Regions from separate parts of the Homo sapiens genome. Here regions 1 and 2 are each linked to region 3. A link is a loop called in an ENCODE intact Hi-C map of the cell type or tissue named here. Cell type or tissue: ascending aorta. All regions are shown on one strand.

What was found. A loop is a pair of places that touch in the nucleus more often than their neighbours do. Peaks named below come from ENCODE experiments on the same cell type or tissue, not always from the same donor. Only the 100,000 strongest peaks of a DNase experiment are listed, where the experiment ranks them.
Region 1: it touches region 3 in a loop (1.9-fold over the local background); 2 of 110 quality-filtered maps call a loop at or near these places.
Region 2: a loop joins it to region 3, with 5 times the contacts of the local background. A loop is called at or near these places in 4 of 110 quality-filtered maps.

Annotation. Positions count from the first base shown.
Region 1 is chr9:15,110,849-15,118,848 of GRCh38, forward strand. No RefSeq gene overlaps it. Among named protein-coding and RNA genes, the nearest start is that of TTC39B, 190 kb to the right of the region's middle. In ascending aorta, no CTCF peak of the experiment used is centred here; no DNase peak of the experiment used is centred here; H3K4me3 peaks cover 545 bases.
Region 2 is chr9:15,156,206-15,164,205 of GRCh38, forward strand. It overlaps TTC39B (tetratricopeptide repeat domain 39B), which reads right to left. Exons shown (of 20, transcript NM_152574.3): 20 at 7,417-8,000. It overlaps LOC124902123 (a long non-coding RNA gene), which reads left to right. Exons shown (of 3, transcript XR_007061423.1): 3 at 6,702-6,788. Among named protein-coding and RNA genes, the nearest start is that of TTC39B, 150 kb to the right of the region's middle. In ascending aorta, no CTCF peak of the experiment used is centred here; DNase peaks (open chromatin) are centred at 1,376 and 3,266; H3K27ac peaks cover 4,903 bases.
Region 3 is chr9:15,207,986-15,215,985 of GRCh38, forward strand. TTC39B (tetratricopeptide repeat domain 39B) reads right to left here. Exons shown (of 20, transcript NM_152574.3): 4 at 6,154-6,264; 5 at 3,281-3,412; 6 at 2,103-2,179. Among named protein-coding and RNA genes, the nearest start is that of TTC39B, 95 kb to the right of the region's middle. In ascending aorta, a CTCF peak has its summit at 3,677 (motif pointing right); DNase peaks (open chromatin) are centred at 3,306 and 3,676; H3K4me3 peaks cover 1,089 bases; H3K27ac peaks cover 6,348 bases.

The sequences.
Region 1 (8,000 bases), 97 kb before region 3:
TAATGACAATTGACCTTGACAAAATTGGGGAGTCTGTTTCCGAAAATAGTCTCTGGGGGATCCCAAGAGTAATGGGATGAAATTGATCGAGCAATGCACTGCTTCGCTTTATAGGCTTTCCATTTGTCACACAAATTATAATGAATACTTATTGCTTGATTTACATTTCGGCCTTCACACTCTTTGCAGCTCCTGCCATGTTTACATGCACCATCTGGAAGAACTAATGAGTCAAGAAGCACCAGAAATTATAATTTGCTCTGACTAAACCTAGAAGATTTTTACTGGCAATAAAATGATTTTGCTTTTTATTTCCCCTGGAATTGCAAGGAGATTAAAACATGAGTTTCACTGAGTTTAGGGCAGAAATATGCAAAGCAAATTTTAATAGAATGAACCTGCAGGCATCTGGCATTCCTTATCAATTCAGAATAATTTAGTCATTATAGCAACAGTCTCATGATAGAAAGTCTCCTCTGACACTGGAATTCTTAAAAATGATTACCTAGCCTGTACTCAAATGTCACAGTGGGTCTCAGTGGGCATAAGAGGGAACACACAGGAATGCTAAGTAGCTTAGAGTTTAAGAACTTGGTCTATGTCTCCCATGGCCTTACAGCTCACATCTGGCATTTATGATTGATATGACACTGGACAGGTCACCTAACCTCTTTATATATGAGGTACTTTGTATACAAAACAGAGATAATAATAGGAACCATATAATGGGGTTATTGTGAGAATTAAATGAGATAATAGAAGGAAATTACACTAAACTTTAGGCATGATACTAAAGCACTCAATAAACAGTCACAGTTATTTCCCAAAAAATAAATTACTCTTTCAAAGGAAATTTAGTCTCTCTTGGGTCAGAATTGCCCTGCATAGAGAGTAACTAAGGATAATATGGATGAGTTAATTAAATACATCCATAGTTTAGTCGAAGTGTTCATTTTTATTCCACGACAGAGTGTGAAGGAGTTAGCCCTGGCCTAGCAAGGCTAGGTCCAATGGACTCTAGGAAATGTAAATGAAGATGCAGATGGGGTCAACTACTTGGAAAACATTTCACATTCTAATTCTTCCTAAAAATTAAATTTAGAAAAGGAAATAAATGACTGTTCTAGTCATTTCTGTTGCCATAGCAAACATCTCTCCCACTGGCAAAGTGAAGGAAAGAGGTAAATATTACGACTACCCAGTAAATCCAAAAGGACATAATTATAATCCTTGAAAGGCTCTACTAAAAATAATGTGTTCAATTTAGCATGCTGGAATTAATGTAATTTGTACAGGTTTTATAAAATAGTATTTGTTATTTCTGTTTATAAAACAGAAAATTTTGTATTGTAGAAGATTAATAAACTACATTAAACTTCTGAAGAAGATAACAAAAATCACCCAAATTCTACAACTCAGAGATTAAACACATAATATTAATGGGTTTCCTTCTAGTTTATTCCTATGCACAAATATGTTGGGTTTTCTTTTTTCAGAATTATGATCGTACTATCTGTTCAATGTTTGACCCTACTAAGATTTACTGTTTAAAAGTAAACACTTTCTACTGTCATAGTTTTTGAAAATGTGATTTTTAGCAATGTGTAATATCCTCTTATATAGATTTCTTGTAGGAATCATTAGTGATTTTTAACTTTTTACTTTAAAAAATAAAGCTGCAGTAAACATCTTTGCTCATTAATCTTGCTCCAAATCTTTGCTTTTTTAAGATAGATTCCTAGAAGTGGAATTATTACAAAGACTATATTTTAAGCCAATTAATGCCAACCAATTGCTTTCCAAAAAGACATAAGATGATACCCACTTACATTTTTATCAGCAATGCATGAATACTCATCTTACCAAACCTTCGCCAGCACCAAATTTCTTAACTCCTAAAATGGAAAAGTGTACTTCACACAAAATAATTGATATCTTGACAATAAGGTTATTTTGTCTACTTCTTGGTTAAAATTTGAATATTAATTTATGATAATTCAGTCAAAGTTAGTTATTATATAATCTCTATTACGGTCAGTCTTGTGGTTGAATTGGTTGTGTATTCCTTTATCTGTTGCCACCATCACTGGTTTACGAGCCTCTGGAAAGCAGCAAGGGATATTATGTACCTCCCACACCACCTAGAACAGTATCTTGTACACAGTTCATGTTCAACAATTATTTGTGGAGTGGAATTGATTATGCTATCTAGCCTTTAGGAATATGTCAGCCAATCTTGGGAAAGGGTGAGATATAGATTTCAATAGACAGATGCCTATCTTCTAGTCACCATAGTTTTGTTAAGATCAGGGAAAAATAAAAACAAACCACAGAAAACCATCTTGGCAGTGACAACACTGGCAAACCTTATACTAGATCAAGATCTTTCAAATTTTTGGCCCTGACCCAGAATAAGAACATTTACATGACTCAGCACACACATACATCTATAGAGATCTATAATTAAAATAAACAGTTTATTCTTCTCTATGCTACCTGTGAAATAATCTACTGTTTCCTTTTCTATTTCAATGTTTAAGAAATGTTCAATTTTTAAGGAATTTTTAAGGACTAAAGACAACATTTCCCAACTCCTTTGTAGGACCATTCACAGGTTACAAGAATAACCAAATTATTTCACAATAGATGGTTTGGAAAACAACTCATTTGAGCAAGATCATAATTGACCACTAGTCCTGTGGCAGCCTTATAGGCCAGCTGCTTCCATACCTATCAGAGGTTGGGGAGACCTTCCTTGGCTTTCACCTTTTCTTTCCTACACATGCAAGTCTACAGAGGCTGCCTTGAACCCATAAGGTCCCACCAGTGGGCCCTTGTTTTCTTAGACTACAGCTCCAGGCAACAGTTGGTAAACCTACACTAGTGTTGCAGACTGACCTGTGTCTCAAGGAAGTTCAATGTGAATAAATCTTTAATTGTTAAATGTAGAACTTGTACAATGAAAATAGACGGCAATATTATAATCAACTTAAGTGGATGAAAACACTTAGGAAGGAGGAATAGATTTCACATTTAGTCCTCGGATTCAACTGATTTTCTCTAGAAATCAGAGCAACTCAGAAATATGACTTCAGCTTTTTCAAATTCCAAATGTGAGTTTTCATCACAGGTTGCTGAAGGCCACAATAGTTTTCACAAGGTTGAAGAAGCTGCCTTTTTCCTTCTTAGAAGCTCTAGCAACCATTTTCTGACCCTGAGATTCACAAGCAATCAACACCTCTACTAATTTCCAGAAACTCGAGTCCCGAATCATGGCATTTCTGATAAAGGCTACAAATGAGGCAATTCTTGATAAGATGAAGGGGGAAATAGCAAAGACTCACAGCGTGCAAGGTCTCCAATACCCTCACAAACCCTCCAAGTCCAGCTCTTCATGCCAGCAGAGAAAACTCTAGGTTGACGCAAAATGCAGATCACTTTGCCCTTGTGATACAGTCAATCATCTCCTGGGGATAGAGCTATAAAACAAATATACTAGCTAAAAACAATTGTTTAATAAAAACTACCCTAACAAAAGACAAGCATCCAAGTAAACCTACTACTTTACTCATAGTTATTTGAATAGTTATGTCCTAAGTACCATATTAAAAGTCTTACAAGAATTATCTCATTTTCCAGATGGAGGAGATGAGACACAGAAGATGTAAATAATTCATCTGTGCAAGAAGGCAGTTGTCTCCTAAAATCTATTATCCTCTTCTTATTTTAATAATAAACCTCTGAGTTTTAGCTGGGCACATAACCACCAGACTAAAGACAACATTTCTCAACGCCTTTGTAGGACCATTGTCTACAATGGCATTGTCTACTATGGCAGCTTGAGCTGCCATAACAAAATACCGTAGACTGAGTGGCTTAAGCAACAGAAATTTATCTCTCACAGTTCTGGAAGCTGGTAAGTCCAAGATCAACGTGTTGGCCAGTTTGGTTCCTGGTGAGGGCTCTCTTCCTGGCTTGCAAATGGCAGTCTTCTTGCTGTGTCCTCTCACAAGGCAGAGAGAGATGGAGAGACAGCAAACTCTCTGGTTTCTTCCTAGAAAGGAGCTAATCCCATCAATAAGGACCCCACTCTAATGACCTCATGTAAACCTAAGAACCTCCCAAGGTTCCACCTCCTAATGCCATCACTTTAGGGGTTAAGGCTTCAGCATATAAATTTGGATGGTGGACACAAACATTCAGTTCATAACAGCCATAGAGTTAAGTCTTAGGCAATGGGCTGTGACTGAAAGTGACCCATTGACTTGTCCCATAAAGAGACATGCTCTCCACTTCTCTTCTTTCCTTCCCAGTGGCTGAGATGCAGATTTGGTGATGGGAGCTGGAGCTCTGCTTTGGACCACAAAACAGATGCTGTGGGTTGAAGGTGGAAGAGCAATGAGAAACTAGATACTGTGAGGTTGTCACATAAACCCTAATGTGTATAGGGTGATACAAACCTCTATCCTATTGGAGCCACTTTACTTTGGCCTTTGCTACAACAGCTGAATCTGCATCGTAACTAATTCATTATCCAGGTCGCAACACTGATAAATAACAGAGCCTGTTATTTGAACTCAAATCTGTGTAAATCCAAAGCCCAGTCTCTTACTGACTATACAGTACTGCCTGCAAAAACCAAAAGGTTAAAGTATAACAAAAGGAGGTCAAGCTGACACCCAGAGAAAGTGCTAAATGCAAAATAATTTTAGCTCTTTGAGGTCTGAAACAAGCCTGTGCCACTTACACTAAAAGTTCACGTGTCCCAATTGTGAATAAAAACACTAATAAACATTCGGAAGAATGGAGGAGCATGCCGCAAAACTGAACTACCCAAGTACAATTCTGACAGTGGCAGATAAGGGCTGGATTCAGGTTTACTGTGGGAAGCAACAATTGTAAACCACCCACGGTGATAACACCATATCAGGGACACTTCCCAGTTGAAGTCCACTGTGGTAGCACCAAGGTTCTTTGGTTGTGGTCACCTCTCACCCCACTCACCTAAGGCGTTTCTAAAGCCCAGCTCCCAGTAGCACCCTAGAGCCTGAAATTGGAGAGCAGTCACTTGGAGATCTACACTGTGAATGAATCAGGTCTGGTCCTACAGGCTAGCCCACTCCGAGAACCTAAGCAGGCATTTCCCCCTCAGCAGGAAAGCCTCCGTTTCCATCCCAAAGCCGCTCTGGGAACATTCATTTGATTTAGTTGAAATGGACAAACAAAACCTAAATCATCTGGTTTTAGACCTGAAAGATTTTCAAATCCAGCAAGTAAGCACTCTTTACGCGTTTTTCTATCTACACCCCACCCCTGCCGATGCCCTCACCACCTCCTCCCTGCCACCTTGTGACACAAACACTGTGAGAAAGCACTTTAATGCAAACAGGAGGATTGTGAAGAAACTGTGCCTGTTTCTTTCATTTCTGAAGACATTACTAAAATCCATTCTGACCCAAATGCAGAGCTAGGGGCCACATCTCACAGCCAAGCAACAAGGATTCCAAGCCAAAACAGCCCCAGCTTTTTGTGACTGTGGAAGAATGTAGTCCAGAAATGGTTTCCAGCCTGCCCAGTGGCAGAAACCGAAATCCGACACCCCAGAGAGAGTCCCAATTCCCTGTAAACAAAGAAGGGAGGAATCGTTTACTACAGCCACTGAAGTCTTAATGTAAGGCTCCAAGTATGTCAGGCACACCAAACAAATTTAGCTTCACCACCTGTTCCGGAAAAGAAACGCCCAGCCAAAATCCCCCCAAAAGTGCACAGATATTCTCAGTGTGGATTAGCTGGGAGTCTTTTCAAATATATTCTATATTAGAGTTTGTAAACTGGGCACTTGATGTATACCACATGGCTGCCGCGTAAGACGTGAAGTTTTTGTTCTGTGCCTCAGAAAATCACACTCTTTTGCTCCATAGTTTTCAGATAAAATTTTACAAAATGGTAAGAAATCCTAAAAAAGAAAGAAAAAAGAAAAAAAAAGAAGAAAGGAGCTTACAGTCTTATTGGAGGAAAAACACACGTACTTGAAAAATTCCATTATCTAAGAGGTATGCAGACAGTGTGGTTAATTGCCAAAAAAAAAAGTGGGCTAGGTGATAATTGATAAAACACAGATGTGTAAGCATGTCAGGGCCAAGAGGTATAAAATGCCATTGTATAGACAGGTGACAGAAAAGTAATGCCTCAGTTAAGCCATGCAAAGGGTCAAAAAAATAAAATCAGGGCAAATGCCAAAATCTAGTTCCACTCAACATTTACTTGCAAAGCACCTTCTAGTCTATGGATTCTGATAGATCAAATTGAGAATGCCTGTAAATTGTTTAGGAAAATGCCAAGCACCTGCTAAACTTTCAACAAATGCTCATTGCTCCAGTTGCTGTTAAGACAAAACTACGCACCCAGGGTATGCTGCACCTCCCATGAACTTGCTGAACTTCTATCCTTCCTTTAAGACTCAACTCAAACCTCCTCTCTGAAGCTTTCCTTGGCCCCAGGTCCCCTCCCCAGGCAGTGTTAGGAGCCCCTTTGTCAGTGCTCCCAATGCACAGTCTTATATACACAGTCCCCCTAGAGATCCAGGAAGAACTTAAAAGTAAGGCACAAAAACTATATATCTATGAATCTAATGTCTACTTTGAAGCATTCTTGAAGAATGAATGAGCGCTGAGTGCTAGAAGGAAAGAAGGCAGGAAAACAGGTCAGTGAGAAAACCTGAATATGCCCCAACCTCACCAATCTCCAGATACATATGAGGTCTCACCAACATTAAATCTCAGTGTGAGAGCAACAGACCTACTCATATTACTGACACAGGAACCCAATCCTTTCCAAAATTGCCCTGAGTTTCTTCTGAGGTTCTCCAGAAAGTGTTTCTCAGGTGCTCACGAGTCAGTTCTGCCTACCACTCCTCATTTTCCTTGGGAACTCTGAGCCCACTCTTTGCCCCATAACACCACTGCCTCTACAGCTGTACCATAGCATTGGGAGCAGCAGCTCTGCCCAGGCCCAGATCCCTGCGGAGTCGCCCAGGCACAGGCTCTCTTTTCTGGCTGTGCGTCAACAGCTGGACTGTCCCATGAGAAATTAGAAAGGAAAGGTACGCGCTCTATCCACCACAGAACTCAGGAAATGGACTGCAGCTGAGGGTGGGAGCAGGCTAAATCATCAGATAGCTGAAATGGGATTTTCAGGTAACACACACAGCAGCCATTTCTCTCCTTCCCCACTGGGTGCCCATGGGTATCCAGAAAAGCAGAGTTAGAGTGGGAGCAAGTGCCAGAATCCTCAAGCCCTCCTGCTGAGTCTGAATGGGGGTGGTACCCACTCCGCTTCTTTCCCCAACAGGAAACTCTCGAAGGGTCCTGCCTCAGGGTTGTTTTATCCACTAGCTGCTCTAGACACAGTGCCTGTGGCCTTCCAGCTATTCAGTCAACAGCATATGAAAATGGTGAGACCTACTATAAAAAGTATTTATTCCAAAATTTTTTTAAAAAAATACATAATTGAAATGAATAAATATTTATCTAAAATGATTATCAAATGTAACATTACATCAACTCAAATACTATTTCCTTAAGGACATTCATCACCATAACGTGGGTGCATTTGCATTTGTTGGAATGATATGGGATGGCGTCTCCAAAAGTAAGATCCCTGACAGCCTCTGTAGTCAAAACAGGTGGCTCCTCCCTGCAGTCTGGTTTCTCTGACCGTCGTCAGCCTCCTAACTCTGCCAAGCCTGTCTAAAAAGACTGCAACCCGATTATAGGTACACTTCAATTTTCAAAAAAAATTGTTATAGAAATGTTTGACTATACAGAAAAGAATACTATCAACCCATATGAAGCACTCAAGACCCAGCTACAATGTTCATGAACCCACAGCCAATGCATACCTCCTTTCCCTCCAGCAAATTCCAGATATTGTATCATTTCATCCATAAATATTTGATATATATATTTACATATATATAAAATCTTTAAACCTTTTTCAAC
Region 2 (8,000 bases), 52 kb before region 3:
AAGCTCAAATGACACTTTGCCTTTTTTAGCTATATGGAAGTCTACAAAAAGCCAGACAAAGGCCCTAATTGTTTTATCAGAAGACCTCATTTTTAAGTTTGTGCTTAGTATTTTTCATCTATATTACATTTTATCCAATCTGAATCTTAGCAGGCTTAATTCAGCTTTGAGGGTGAACAGAACATGTATTTCACCCAAAATCATAATTACTGATGAAATATTGGAGGCATTTCCTGAGGTTTTCTCATAAGTCTTCAGTCACATGGCTTTCAATGCCATCTGCATACCAAAGACTCACAACTTTTTATCTCAACCCAAGCCTCTTTTCCAAATTCCAGTGTCATTTATCTAATTGCCCTCTCAACATCAAGATGTCTTATAAGATCCTTAATAAGGATCTTAAACTCATTATGTCCATAATGCCTTCTGAGCATTCCTCCAAAACCTGCTCAGTCTGCCACTTTGCCCATCTCAGCTGATGCAACTCCACCCTTCTGGTCATTCAGGCCCAAACCCCAGACATCATACTATGGTCTGGGTCACTGTGATGGCCTCGTCTCCTGCTTCTACCTCATCCACCTCACTCTACCCTCAATATCCAGTCTTTTCAAAACTTGTTAGCCCATGCCACTCCTTTGCTGAAAACTGCAATGGTTGCTCATTTCAGTCAGGGTAAAAGTCAAAGTTTTTTAAATGGCCCCATTACATTCTGAAGATTACTTATAAACCTGCCATTCAGAGACAATATTATAGGTCTCTTGCTTTTCTGCATACCTCAAAGAAAAGGTACTGACTGGCTTTGTTCCAGACTAGCTTTTCAAAACTGTTTGGAATGAGCAGCTTTGTAAGATATAGTGTCTCCCCCCAGAGAAGAAGGCAGGTTTGCTTACTGTTCAGTGTGAGGCAAAGAGAATGTCTATCTTCCGAGGAAAGGGCAAGAAAGTTTGCTTGCAGTCTGTTATAAAAGATTCAGGTTTGGCCAGGCGTGATGGCTCATGCCTGTAATCCCAGCACTTTGGGAAGCCGAGGCGGACGGATCACAAGGTCAGGAGTTCGAGACCAGCCTGGCCAACATGGTGAAACCCTGTGTCTACTAAAAATACAAAAATTAGCCAGGTGTGGTGGCAGGCACCTATAACCCCGGCTACTCGGGAGGCCTTGGCAGGCAAATCACTCAAAACCGGAAGGCAGAGGTTGCAGTGAGCCCAGATTGCACCACTGCATTCCAGCCTGGGAGAAAGAGCAAAACCCCATCTCAAAAAAAAAAAAAAAAAAAAAGATTCAGGTTCCCTGAGAGGCTCCTCTGCTGTGACACAAACCCATTGAGGGTGCAGCAGCCACCTGAGCCCCTCCACATCACCCTTGTGGGACTTGGCAGGCAAGGGGAATTGACACAAATGTGCCAGTGTTCATGACGCTTGTTGTGCCATGAGTAATAAAGCATTTTTTTCTCTGACCCAGGATTCTCATGTCTTCTGCCAGAATCCACAAAACTGTGCAGGCTAACCTTGTTAGCTTGCAAGAAGAGTAAAATCTGACTTTCGTCAGTACTTAACCACCTATGTGACTCGTCTCCTGCTACTGTCCCCTCAGTGCCTCAGGCCAGCCACATGGTCTCCTTGATGTCCTCAGAACACATTTGGCACACCCTTTCTTAAAGCCTTTGTATGGGCTTTTGTTTTCTTCCTGAAATGCTCTTCCCCCAGATATCAATTTAGCTCCCTCCCCTCTGTCAAGTCTTTGCTCTAACTTGACCTTCTTGATGAAGCCAGCTGTAACCATCTTTTTTAAAACTACAACTGACATCCTTCCCCACCTCAGCATCCCCAGGTCCCCTTACTTGGATACCTTTTCTCTTTCCAAATGCACCTATCACCTTCTACAGATTATTTAGGGGTCAGTGAATGTTTTTTTAACAAGTCAGATAGTAAATATTTTAAGTTTGTTTGCCTTAGATATCTGTTGCAACTATCCAACTCTGCTGGTGTATTTTGAAAGCAGCTGTAGATAATATGCAAATGAATGGGCATGGCTGTGTTCTAGAACACTACTTATAAAATAGGCAGTCTGCCTGAGGGCCTTAAATTGCCAACCCCTGCATTATATAATTTACTTATCCCATTTATTGTGTAATGCCTGACCCATCCCATTAGAATATAAGCTCCAAGAAGGACACAATCTGTTTATTCACCAGTATTTTCCAAGTGCCTGGAGCCGTCTGACAGGAAATAGTAGGAACTCAATCAACATTTGCAAACAAAAGTGTCATCAGGGAACATATAGTTGTGGATCACTTTTCAAGTAACCTAAACCAGAGTTAGATTCCAAATGATAGATGATATTTTGGGGGTAACTTACCTGGGTTATAATGACCACTTACCCTTAACTATCCCACTCACCAGTCCATAGGGTGAACTTCCAGCAGCCATGTTTGTTCCAAATGACCCTGTTCTCTTAGTTACAATTGTTTGAAGGGAGGGTCACCACACCTCTCCCAAGCTAGGCCAATAAAAACTCCCCCTATGAGGACTTGTAACCTGTACTGAGAAAGAGGGTCACAGAATTCTAATATGTGAACTCAGAACCATGGATAGATGGGTAGAATTGTACCTACCTGTCTCCTTGAATCTGGGCATAGCCACATGACTTGCTTAGACCAATGAAATATGGATGGAAGTGATCCATGTGAAAATTCTGGATGGAAGCTTTAAAAGTCAATGTGATTTTCAATAAATGGTGATGGGACAACAGGATATCCACATGCAAAAGAATGAAGTTGAACCTCTACCTCACATCATATACTCAAATTACTTCAAACTGGATCAAAGATCCAAATTTAAGAGTTAAACTATACAACTCTTAGAAGAAAACATAGGTATAAATCTGTATGACCTTGGATTAGGCAATGGACTTTTAGATATGATACTAAAATCACAAGCAACCAAAAAAACAAAAACAAAAACAAAAACAAAACAGATAAATTGGACCTCACAAAAATTAAAAACTTTTATGTCAAAGGACACTATCAAAAAAATGAAAAGACAAATCACAGAACAAAATATTTGCAAATCACGTATCTGATAAAGATGTAGTAAGAAAACCAAATTTTAAAATGGGCGAAAGCTTTGAATAGCTTTTTCTCTCCAAAGCAAATACATAAATGGTCAAAAAGTACGTGAAAAATGCTCAATATCATTAGTCATTAGAAAAATACAAATCAGGCTGGCGTGATGGCTCATGCCTGTAATCCCAGCACTTTGGGAGGCCAAGATGGGTGAATCACCTGAGGTCAGGAGTTTGATGCCAGCCTGGCCAACATGATGAAACCCTATCTCTACTAAAAATACAAAAATTAGCTGGGCATGGTGGCGCATGCCTGTAATCCCAGCTACTTGGGAGGCTGAGGCAGGAGAATCACTTGAACCCGGGAGGCAGAGGTTGCAGTGAGCCAAGATCACACCACTGCACTCCAGCCTGGGTGACAGAGCGAGACTCCATCTCAAAAAAAAAAAAAAGAAAGAAAGAAAGAAAAAAGAAAAATACATATCAAAAACCACAATGAGATACCACTCATTATCTTGTATTTTAATACAAAGTAAATTTTGTATTAAAGGCAAAATTACAGCTGTAAATAGGTCAGTGTTTTCCTGGGCCTAAGAGGTTGAGTTTAGGGATTGACAGCAAAGGGACAAGAGGGAACTTTTTGAGGTGATAGGTGCGTTCTAAAACTGGATTATGGTGATGGCTGCACAAAAGTACACATTTACTAAATGTAGACCTGTTTTTAAAAGGAGTAAATTTAATGGTATTTAAATTATACCTCAATAAAGGCATTCTTTTTTTTTTAAAGCCAGTATGCAATTTGCCAAACTTCTCTTTGCCATGGCAATGAGTATAATCCTAGATGGTGAGGGTCCAATGGCCTCCACAGTGCAGAACAAGGTTCTCTACTGACCAAAAATGCACATGTAGTGTGAGCAAGAAAAAAACTGTTATTTTAAGCCGCTGAGACATGTGGGGCTGTTTGTTACTGTTGCATATGCTAGCCCATTCTAATTAATACAGAAATCAGTCCAGAGATGGTATTGGCTCAAGTTAATATTAAGTTTCATTAATTAAGGCAACAGGAATGAGTAATGTCTTAGACACACTGTGGTGTGGTTATTTGGCATATGATGCTGTATCAAATAGAATAAATTTTTTAGAAAATTGTACTACTGAAGAACCACCTGCACTGAAAAAGGCTGACTTTTTGAAACTTAAAATGATCCTTTGGCCCCAGTGTGAGGCAGGAAAGGTTGAGAAAGTTGTTCTGCTCCTGGGGAGGGCAATTTCTTTGACAGTCTCTTCAGATATGGCAAAGAAAAATCACAGAAAATAAAAAAAATCTCTCAGAAGGTGAACCCAGATGCCACAGAGACTAATGAACAAGAGCACTACTCCAGGAAATGGGCTCAAGGCCCAATCAAAGAACATTCTCTATTCTCAAGATATGGAAGCTCAAAACATGAGATTTCAGAATCATTACAGACCAGTGCTCACTGTGGTTTCCCATGCTTCACTTTTCATCTTCTAAATGGGAGTGTTCACTGTGGTTATCCCACTTCTGTTCAATCAGTGTCTTAGTTCATTCTGTGTTGCTATAATGGTATGCCACAGACTTGTAATTTATAAACAAATTTCTTCCTTAGTCCTGGAGGCTGGGAAGTCCAAGGTCAAGGGGCTCGCATCTGGTAAGAGCCTTCATGCTGTGTCATCCCAAAGTGGAAGGCAAAAGGGCAAGAGAGTGCAAGAAAGCAAGAAGGAAAGAGAGCAAGAGAGGGCCAGACTTGCTTTCACAAAAACCCACTCCTGCAATATCAAACCCTCTCCCAAGATAACATTAATCCATTCATGAGGATGGGCCCTCTTCACAGTCCTACCTCTTAATACCATCACTATGGCAATTAAATTTCAATGAGTTTTACTGGGCACATTCAAACCACAGAAACCAGTACATACATTGTGTGTTGAGGGCAAATAACTGTTAAGCCCACGGTGTCCAGATCAATTGGAGCCACATTTGGATTCAAAATAAGACAAGAGGGCATGCCACAGAGATGTTACAACCAGAAGGGATTTTTTTTCCCCAAGATGGAGTCTCACTGTGTTGCCCAGGCTGGAGTGCAATGGCACGATCTCAGCTCACTGCAACCTCCACCTCCTGGGTTCAAGCAATTCTCCTGCCTCAGCTTCCCCAGTAGCTAGGATTACGGGCACCTGAAACCATGCCCAGCTAATTTTTGTATTTTTAGTAGAGACAGGGTTTCACCTTGTTGGCCAGGCTGGTCTCGAACTGCTGACCTCAGGCAATCTGCCCACCTCAACCTCCCAAAGCACTGGGATTACAGGCATGAGCCACTTCGCCTGGCCCCAGAAGGGATTTTTGTTGTTACATCCCTTGGTGGAGAAGTGAGCGTATTTTGTGTGTAGGAAAAAGAGTGAATCAGATATCTGGCAACCAGAAAGATAGTCATTTGTGCTACTCACCATCTACTTCTGGTGCTTCTTCCAGACACATTAGCATTGTACTTTCCTGCTCAGTTGAAGTTAGGTAAAGCTGTGTCATTTGCTTTGGACATGAAATATATGTCACTTCCAGGTGGAAGCTGTAAGACTAAGACAGCCAGTTAAAAGGGGTCACTGGAGAACCTCCAACCAGCCTGGGCACTGGGAAGAGTATACAATGGGGTGGAGCATACACTGGGGTGGAGCCTCGGGAAGTTCACGCTATTTGCAGTGGGGAAGAGCCTGGCCTCTCCTGTTCCGAGGTGGTACATGGGATTCAATCTGTGAGGCGGGAAGCCTGCTAGCAGGACTCTTGCTTTGCCAAGCATCCCTGTTTCCTCTTTTTTTTTTTTTTTTTTTTTCCTTTTCACCTAATAAACCCTGCCGTTCTCACCCTTCAAAGTGTCTGTGAGCCTAATCTTTCAAGGTAGTGTAACAAGAACCCGGCTTTTAACAGAACTAAGGAGAAAGTCCTACAACAAGACCATTTTATATACACCATGCCTCCTTCCTCTTCTCATTCTAGATAGTGGAGTCTCTGGCAATCCAGGGCCCTGTGTGAGGATAATATGGAGCTGATCCCTCCCTGGCCTGAAATAGAGATGGAGCATGAGAGGAAAATAAGCCTTTGCTGTTGTGGACATATTCCTCCCATCAAGTCTCTTCAGGAAGCACAGGAGAGACAGAAGAAATATTCTCCAAGTCTCTAAAGCTTTTCTATTCTGAATTTAAATACTTCCTGAGTATCTCCCACATTCTTGCCCCTGAATTCCACAGGCACCCTTTATCCATTTACTAGATAGCTGTTCAAGTTTTTGTTTTTAAACAAGCTCAAGTTGATTACACTGAGTTGTAACTGATGCATTCATAAATCTATCAAGCTTCTCATGCCAAAGAACAAAGGAAAGACAAGCAGGAAGGCATGGGACACATTGGGAGAATCACAGTGGACCCAGCCCAAGTGGGAATGTGGCAGAGACAAGCTAACTGTTCACCATACCCATTGCCTCTTTTTCCTGAGCCCATGGCTAGACTATATTCCTCTGCCTCTTTTGTCATGAGGCAAAGCAGTGACTGAGTTCTAGCTAACGGAACTTAAACAGATATGTACCACCTTCCTCACACACCCCTCCATGCTTTGTCCCCTTCAATAGCTTGATGCAAAAGACCACAGTGACCTTAGCAGATGTGTGAAGACAGCAGAGCCACAAGACTGAAAGAACCGCGATTACTGAATCACATCATGAAAACCCACCCTCTGACAGAAACAACTGGTTTGTGATGGACATCTGTTTGCCTTATCTCACATAGGGGAGGAGGGGAAGAATTTAATCTTGGATTAGCCCTTTGTGGTTTTGCATACCCCCTTCTCTGATCCTCCTTAGAGGTGAATAAAGTAGTGGAATGGTCCCCATTTTACAGCTGTGTTAGGCAAAGTTCAGAGAAGTTAATGGCTAGGGAGGGGGAGCACAGGCCACAGTCTAGCCAAAGCCAGCCTCAAATATAGATCTCCTGATTCCCAGAGCCTATTACTTCTTCCACTGTGCTATACCCTGAATGCTGAAGATTCCTCCTTAAACTGAACATGTCAGCAGCTAATCTTTGAGCTATTAAATAAATTACAAAAAGATGATATAAAAGGCAATCCTTCCTTGAGACAACTGTACCATCCCATTTATCTCTTCATGCCCAGGACTTGGGCAAGAACTTGGTACCGAGAAGGGCCTTCATAACTGTATGTTATGATTTTTAAAAAAAGTCTTACCAAGAAACAAAAATTCAAGTTTATATCACATTGACAACTAAAGACCAGCAAAACAGATGTCGTGTACTGCTTCCACATGTAGACCAACCAGAATAAGACTCCAATTCCATCAAATGTAATTTATTTAAATAACAATTCAATTGCATGTTAAGTAAACCAGTTGTAGCAATATAAAAATACAGAATTTTGAGAAAATCTGGCAAATTAAACCTGTATCTAAATGCAGCATATTCTGTGATACTACGGAATGAAAAATAAAATGTGTTGACTTTCAAGTCAGGATGATTTATTTGCACTTAAAAATATAATTTCTAAGATGACATCTGTTTTCAAAAACATCCTAATGGTAAAAACAGGCTACAGGAATTGTTGTCATCATGTTGAAATTTTAGATTTTATATTAGCATTAGCTTAAAAATCATAGACAATAACATTAACACAAAATCAGCAAGAGAACACTCATTGGGAACAGTTTTTATGTTAAAAATATCAGAGGTTCACAGTTTTCTTCTTTTTTCTTGACTTACATTGATAAAATGCTTTGATAGCTACAATCAATTTCACCTTCTAGTACCAGATCCAATGCCTCCTTGATCAGCAGATGGATGTTACTAACACATTCATTTTATATAGAACTCACACATATTCAGTTTCTAAAAATGTTTTGCTCTGCAAAACTGTGACTGCT
Region 3 (8,000 bases):
AAAAAAAAAAAAAAAAAAAGGAGCATTATCATCTTATTTTTCAAATTATTATTATTATTTTTGAGACAGAGTATTACTCTGTCACCCAGGCAGAAGTGCAGTGGCGCGATCTCGGCTCACTGCAACCTCCACCTCCTGGGTTCAAGCTCCCGCCTCAGCCTCCTGAGAAGCTGGGACTATAGGTGTGCGCCACCATGCCTGGCTAATTTTTATATTTTTAGTAGAGACGGGGTTTCACCATGTTGGCCAGGCTCGTCTGTAACTCCTGACCTTGTGATCCACCCGCCTCGGCCTCCCAAAGTGCTGGGATTACAGGTGTGAGCCACCACACCCGGCCAAATTATTATTATTATTTATACTCATACAAAAAATACCATGTCATTCATGCCAAAATGCAGCTAAAAAAAATCTCAAATATCAGCCTTCATACTAAAAGGAAAAAGGGAGGCAGAGGTCAATGGGCCACTAGAGGGAAACCATAGAGAGAGTAACAGAAAGGAGAATACAACAAAAAGGTTCAATTTCTTTTGGGCCTATTTGATTTCTCATTAACCCATTTTAGTGAACTTTAGGTCTAACGGGACTAATTTACATAAGCAGCTCAAAGATGGAAAATATGCAGACACATTCTATCCGAAGTCAAGAGGATAAATACATTCTTACAAATAGTTGGAGGTCAGTTTCTGGAGAAAAAGATGATGGGTTTCAGCTGCCTAGAATGACCAATGAAATGCCATTCTGTTTGACCATGGTTTTGGGGTCAACATCATGCCCCTTTGAAATAAGTCCCAAAGATGTGAAATGTCTCATAATTCCTCTCCTATAATCAATACTCTAGCTTCACATCATGCAAATGTTCCCAAGTTCTCCAACGTCCATAACAAGTTGATAATACTCATCTAACAAAATAAACAAAACTTCCTAATAAAACACACTCAAAAATATGTCTGACATACACTTGACCATTAGAAACTACTCTGACAGCAATATCCAGAATTGCTCTTGCTCTAATCAGCCAAAGCTACTTCTAGTAGCTTTGTATTTTGTGTTCTCTAGTATGGTATATTCTAGTATTTTGTGTTACCTCTTCAGAGAACATGTTTGACAATGGCAATACAGGCACAGATTCTCCTGGGATGGCAAAAGCTTTATTCTACAATAGTGACATTTGAAGGACTTTTTTTTTTCCTTCTACAGGAATATTTAGATGCTCCTTTCTTGTAAACTATTGTGGACTAGAGTGTAACACTGAAAAGACAGAACTGATCATGAACCTTCTGCCCTAGTCCCAGGGGGCACGTCAAGCAATTGACAGCAACAGGGGTCATTTCCTCCCATCTATCTGATCAGGGTGCCGCAGCCAGCCATTCCTGGATTCTTGAATATTCCTAAATGTCCACAAACCAAGCATCTTCCATACTGTGAAACATTATCATTTTTAAAAGATATCAAAATTACTTTCACTTTGAAAAAAATGTTTAATAGCTTGTGGAAAACTGAAACTCTCAAAGATGAATGCTAAGAATATAAACTGACCTATATGTAGAAAAAAACTGGGAATACCTATAAATATTGTAAGTTTTCAAACTGTCAGTCCTGGTTCTTCCACTTTTAGGAATCTATCTTATGAAATAACTTTTTAAAATGCATGAATCCATATGTATAAGGATTCTAGGACACCATTATTCATATCAGTGAAAAAATAAAAACCATAGAGAAAAGCCAAGTAAAGTACAGTATATCAATCCTATGGAATACCACACAGCTGTTAAACACTCACATGTAACGATCTGGGGAAGTGTCAATGTCAAATTCACATTGTAGGACAACACCTATTATGTGATTCTATGCTTGCAAAAAAAAAATGAACAATCCATGAGCAACAACAAAAACCTTATGTGTACCTTATTTATGTATTTGAGTATGTACACAGAAAAGGCTTCAAAATGAACTATTAACAATGATTTCTTCCAGAGGGTGAGTATGATAGGGAAGAGAAAAAGACATTCCATTTACTTTATATACTTCAGGATGGAATTTTATGAGATGATCATTTAACTATTAAAATCAAGGAAAAAAGTGATCTTTTAAATGACTTTTACCTTCACTCAGTTGCTCCAGGGATCCTCTAGAAAGAAGACTTGAGAAAGATTCTACAACTGTGTATTTTTTCCTGTATCTACATTGAATAAATAAAAAGGGAGATAGAAAATAGAAAAAAAAAATCAGGCTGAGCTCATTTTCATTTGACGTTCATTTCAGTCACTATCACACCAAAGAGTCAAAAAGCTGAAACTCTAAACCCTGAAGTCTATAGGACACAGATCATCCTTTTCCAACACTCTACATGCAGCACTGGCTAGCCATTTGTGGGAACTCAGTCTGTGCTACTGAACACCACGTGGGGAAACCCACACACACCAATGAAAACTAACCTCCAAAGTACCTTCCCTTATCCCTATAACTAAAATCAGTATTTGTGGTAAAATTCTCCACAGGTTAAAAATGAAGTTAAAGTGCAATATTTGGAAGCTCTCTTCATTTGAGGAGCTTACAACACAATTACATCAGGATGTAATTTCACCCATGTTAACCTTCTGATCATGAACCTTCTGCCCTAGTCCTATGGGGGGCACATCAAGCAATTGACAGCAACAGGGGTCATTTCCTCCCATCCATCTGATCAGGGTGCTGCAGCCAGCCATTCCTGGATTCTTGAATATTCCTAAATGTCCACAAACCAAGCATCTTCCATACTGTGAAACACCTATCATTTTTTAAAAGATATCAAAATAACTTACCCCTTGAAAAAAATTTTGATAGGGTCTTCCTATACACACAAAGTAAAGCTTAAAATAAAACTAAAAATCTATCTCATTTTCACCAAACAAAAGTGTTCAAAAACAGGTCCTTCTTAAACAAATAAAACATTCCCTCATGAATTTGCATCTCCCACTTAAAACAAGAATGTTCCTTGTGTGGCTTGGTTTGGCATGCAGTACCTAATGTCATCTACATTGAGAGATGCTTGCTGCTAATCCCACTGAAATCCCCCCGAAATCCCCCCCAGATCTCTGTAGCTCAGACCCCAGGCTATCAAAAAGAAAAGTGGAATATGTAGATGCCAAATGGGAATCCTTCAGCTTCGAGGCTGAATTTCTTTTCTGTAACTGTGGCCAATTTCAAACACAGAGCTTTTGGTCAGGCAAATGACATTATTTTTGTCACACAGGCATAAAAGTTTGCAGTCACATCTTAAGTATTTAATGACTCGTCATACTTTTGGCAGGTTTGTAAAGCGTCCTTCATGGCAGAAATGCCGTTCTGGATGTCCTGTTGCTCGAAGGTCAGGACAGCCTGCAACACCACAATGGTACTGTAGCCCAAGGCATGGTACATACTCTCCTTAGCCCTGGGAAGAACACAGGGAATTCAGACATTTTAATTCAATGGAAATACTGATCATAAGAAATCCTAGTAAATGCATGTCCTGACTTGCACAGTAACCTTTATTCCTTCACCATAATCACTGAAATTATATGGGTGGTGAAAAGTAACCTCTTAAAAACTCAAGTACCAAGGACTTTCCAATGTAAACCCACACAGGCAGAACAAAATGTTCCAGGTTGAAGGGGACAATATGCATTTCCCTATTTCAACACAAGAGGGCAGCCTGCAGGCAGATTGCAAGCAAACTGTTTTCTGTTGAAAAAGGGGCAGCACACGGCCTTTGGCTCTGAAATAAGTGCTAAAATAAAGGCCGCTGGAAATGTATTTTTTGACAGAGAGATTCTGATATATTTTTTCAAAAATAAAGGCTTATATAAAATAATCCCTCTCCTCGCCAGCCAAAGGCCAAGAGCAAACAAGATTTTGGAATAAGTTAGGCTGGTCACAAGAGCCATGACCAAAGTAGTTGTCAGACCTTGTATCTAGTCTAATCCCATTATCTGAAGTTCCTGATTAAAGTTCTTGATATTTCAAATCATCAAGTTACAGTGAGAACTGCTTCAGGATTCTTAAGGATGTTAACTAGAACTAGTCCTAATAGATGGCAGACATCCAGATTCTCGGGCTATGAGAACATCATTTATTTTCTCAAAACTTCTTAAGCTGTATTAATTATTTATAAGGTTTAAAATGGTAATGCATGGTTTTGTTTTTAATTTAAATATTAATGCATAACAGCCTGCTGCCATGCAAAACAAATGCAAGCCACATTATTCTTTGCCTCCATGGAAATAGTCTAAACATCCTTTGGTAATTTGCAGCTTGTCCTGAACATTGAGGGCACTATCTGTTCAAAAGAACCACAAGGAATCAGAGCAGCCCAAAGTTAATCATTAATTGTGGTTTCAAACCTCACATTTTTAACTGAAAGCTCTTTCAAGAAGCAAAAAAAAAAAAAAAAATGATTCAAGTGAGGGAAAAGTATTTTTATTTATTTAATTTTTTTTGAGACAGAGCTTCGCTCTTGTTGCCCAGGCTGAAGTACAATGGCACAATCTCGGCTCACCACAACCTCCGCCTCCCGGGTTCAAGTGATTCTCCTGCCTCGGCTTCCCGAGTAGCTGGGATTACAGGCATGCACCACCATGCCTGGCTAATTTTTTGTATTTTTAGTAGAGACAGGGTTTCTCCCTGTTGGTCAGGCTGGTCTCGAACTCCCGACCTCAGGTGATCCATCTGCCTCGGCCTCCCAAAGTGCTGGGATTACAGGCGTGAGCCATTTAAACACTGAAACATGTACAAAAATCGGAGACTAACCTGACTGAACACAACACTAAATCACCTATTTTCATTCCATGTTATGACCAGCTGTGTGTCAGTGGCAGAGAAAGACTCGTTTGAATAAAAATCAAAGGAGATAATGGATACAAAAATACAGTTAAATGGAAGCAATAACTTCTAGTATTTAATAATAGAGAAATTATAATTAACAATAATTTATCATTATTTCAAAATAGCTAGAAGAGAATAATTATAAATGTTCCTGACACTAAGAACAGATAAATGTTTGAGGTGATGGATAACCCAGTTAACCTGATCGATCACTGAACACTGTATACAGGTAAGGAATTATCACATGTACTCCAAAAATAGGTACAACTATGGCTCATCAATAAAAGCATTTAAAAACCCAAAGAAGACAGGCAAGTAGGCTGAGAAAAGAGAAGGAGAGACTGAGAGAGGGAAAGACAAGCAGACAAAAGGAGGTAGAGACAGGAGACAAAGAAGTCTGAGGGACAGAGGAGGACAGAAGGAAAAAAGCAGAGGACAGGCAAGGTGGAGATTGTGAGGCAAATATTGAAGACAACACTGGAAAATTTCCTTAGACTACAGGGCTTCATTATCGATTTCATCATTTGTTCTTAACCTGTGAAACAATAGCTGACCCATCTTGATTACAGCTATTCTAAATCTTAACACAATTACCATAGCAGCTCCTCAGCAGGTCAATCAATCTCTAAGATTCACATGACCAGAGTCCAGTCACCCTGGTAACCACTCAAAGTAAGGAACGAGATTGCCGACTTTTATGCCCAAGTAATCTTGGAAATTATCATATGAGGTCTAAGCTTCATCTAAGCAAGTGTTTGAGGGCACAATGTACGATTATTCTTGTCAAGACAAAGGCCGAGTAAACAGGCAAGCACAGGTTTTATTGCCACATCTGAAAACTTAACAGGTACTATTAATTGAAATTAAATTGCTTGTTTTTCGAACAAATAGAGAACCCCAATAATAGTCTTCTTATCTTAAATTTCTTAATAGCATTGAGATCAGCATATTCTGGTTTTTCCCCTCCCCATTTCAAAGGAAAATTTTCTCAATAATATTTAAAAGGAACAAACATAAAAACATTTCACTGAAGAAAGCAAAATTGAAGCCTTATAAAACTACTTATAAGATGACAATATCTGAACAAGAGAGATTAAAATATGCAAAACAATCAGAAATTTTCTATTAATTATATTTGAAAACTCAGATTTCTAAATTGAATTTTAAAAGTGACCAAAGTAAAGAGGTCTGAACTAAATTAGCTTATCAATATTCAGATGGGAACAGCTAAATTAATTTACAAGCATGACATCAAAGAATCATCAGAAACATCTGAAAGATATTTTATCTAAAAGAGACAAAGTAAATTACCAGGGGCGAAGCAATTCTAAGGCGTCTGTAAATTTGTTGCTTAGAAATAAGTTCAATGCCACAGCACATTCTTCGAGGCCACTCTTGAGATCCACCTTGGTTGATGATGAACTAAAGATCAAGAAAAAAGCACAGAGAATTTCTATAGCTTTACGATCAGCAAGTTGTCCGAAGGGAGTGTGTGTGTGTGTGTGTGTGTGTGTGTGTGTCTGTGTGTGTGTGTCTGTGTGTGTGTCTGTGTGTGGATTCTGGAGACAGGACAGGCTGGTTATACATAGGAAAAAAATGTGCTTCATTGGAAAACCATGCACTGTTGAGACTCTAGAGGAGACCTCTACAGGTAATTAGATTCTGATTCTCAGGGAAATTACAACTCTGTAAATCGTAGGTAACTAATAGCAGTGCAAAATAACTGTTGTCTATAGGCATGTTAATTTTGTCCTGGCCAGTAGAGGTTCAACTAACTTCCCTCCCCGACCGTGGAATAAGTTAGTTTTCCTGAATTTGCATATTAATTTCAACAGTACTTTACTTCACAGAAATTTGTTCTGTTTTGATTTCTCCTTTGAACCTGTTATAACATCTGCCAAATGTCCTCATCTATAATTAATAATCAGTGATTAAATAAAATCCTTAACATGTTCATTTTTGTATCTATATGAGTCATGATTTTATCCTTTTTTGAAAATTATATATTAATCACTTATGATTGACAGAGATTTTGTTCTTTAAAGCCATCTCTAAAATGTTTTGTGTAACGACTTGCAAAAGGGAAATATTTCAATAAGTAAATGAGCAGTAGGATGATTTGGCAAACAAAACTGCTGATAAGAAATAAACCAGCACGCATGTTTGGCTCATGCCCGGCACTTTAGGAGACTGAGGCAGGAGGAATGCTTGAGGCCGGGAGCTCAAGACCAGCCTGGGCAACAGAGTGAGCACTCGTCTCTATAAAAAAGTTTTTTTAAATAGCCAGGCATGTGGTGTGTGCCTGTAATCCCAGCTACAGGCATTGCAGTGGGAGGATGCTTGAGCTCAGGAGTTTGTGGCTGTAGTGAGCCATGATCACGCCACTGTACTCCAGCCTGAGCGATAGAGACTTTGTCTCAAAAAAATAAAATGAGGCTGGGTGTGGTGGCTGATTACAGGCTCAAAGTGCCTGTAATCTCAGCACTTTGGGAGGCCAAGGCAGGTGAATCACTTGAGGTCAGGAGTGAGAGACCACCCTGACCAACATGGTGAAACCCCGTCTCTACTAAAAATACAAAACTAGCTGGGTGTGGTGGCACATGCCTGTAATCCCAGCTACTCGGGAGGCTGAGGCAGGAGAATCACTTGAACCCAGGAGGTGGAGGTTGCAATGAGCCAAGATTGCACCACTGTACTCCAGCCTGGGCGACAAGAGTGAAACTCCATCTCAAAAAAAATAAATAAATGAGACAGGCACGGTGGCTCATGCCTCTAATCCCAGCACTTTGGGAGGCCGAGGCAGGTGGATCATTTGAGGTCAGGAGTTTGAGACCAGCCTGGCCAACATGGTGAAACCCCGTCTCTACTAAAAATACAAAAATTAGCTAGGCTGGGTGTGGTGGTGCATTCTTTATAATCCCAGCTACTCAGGAGGCTGAGGCAGGAGAATTGCTTGAACCTGGAAGGCAGAGGTTGCAGTGAGCCAAGACCATGCCACTGCACTCCAGCCTGGGCAACAGAACGAGACGCTATCTCAAAAACTAAATAAATAAATAAATAAAATGAAATAAAAATAAATAAACTTGGTAAGTATTTGAAGTTGAGCTTCCATCCCACCAACCTCTTCAATTTCATTCTTTAAAACATGAAAGCAAAGT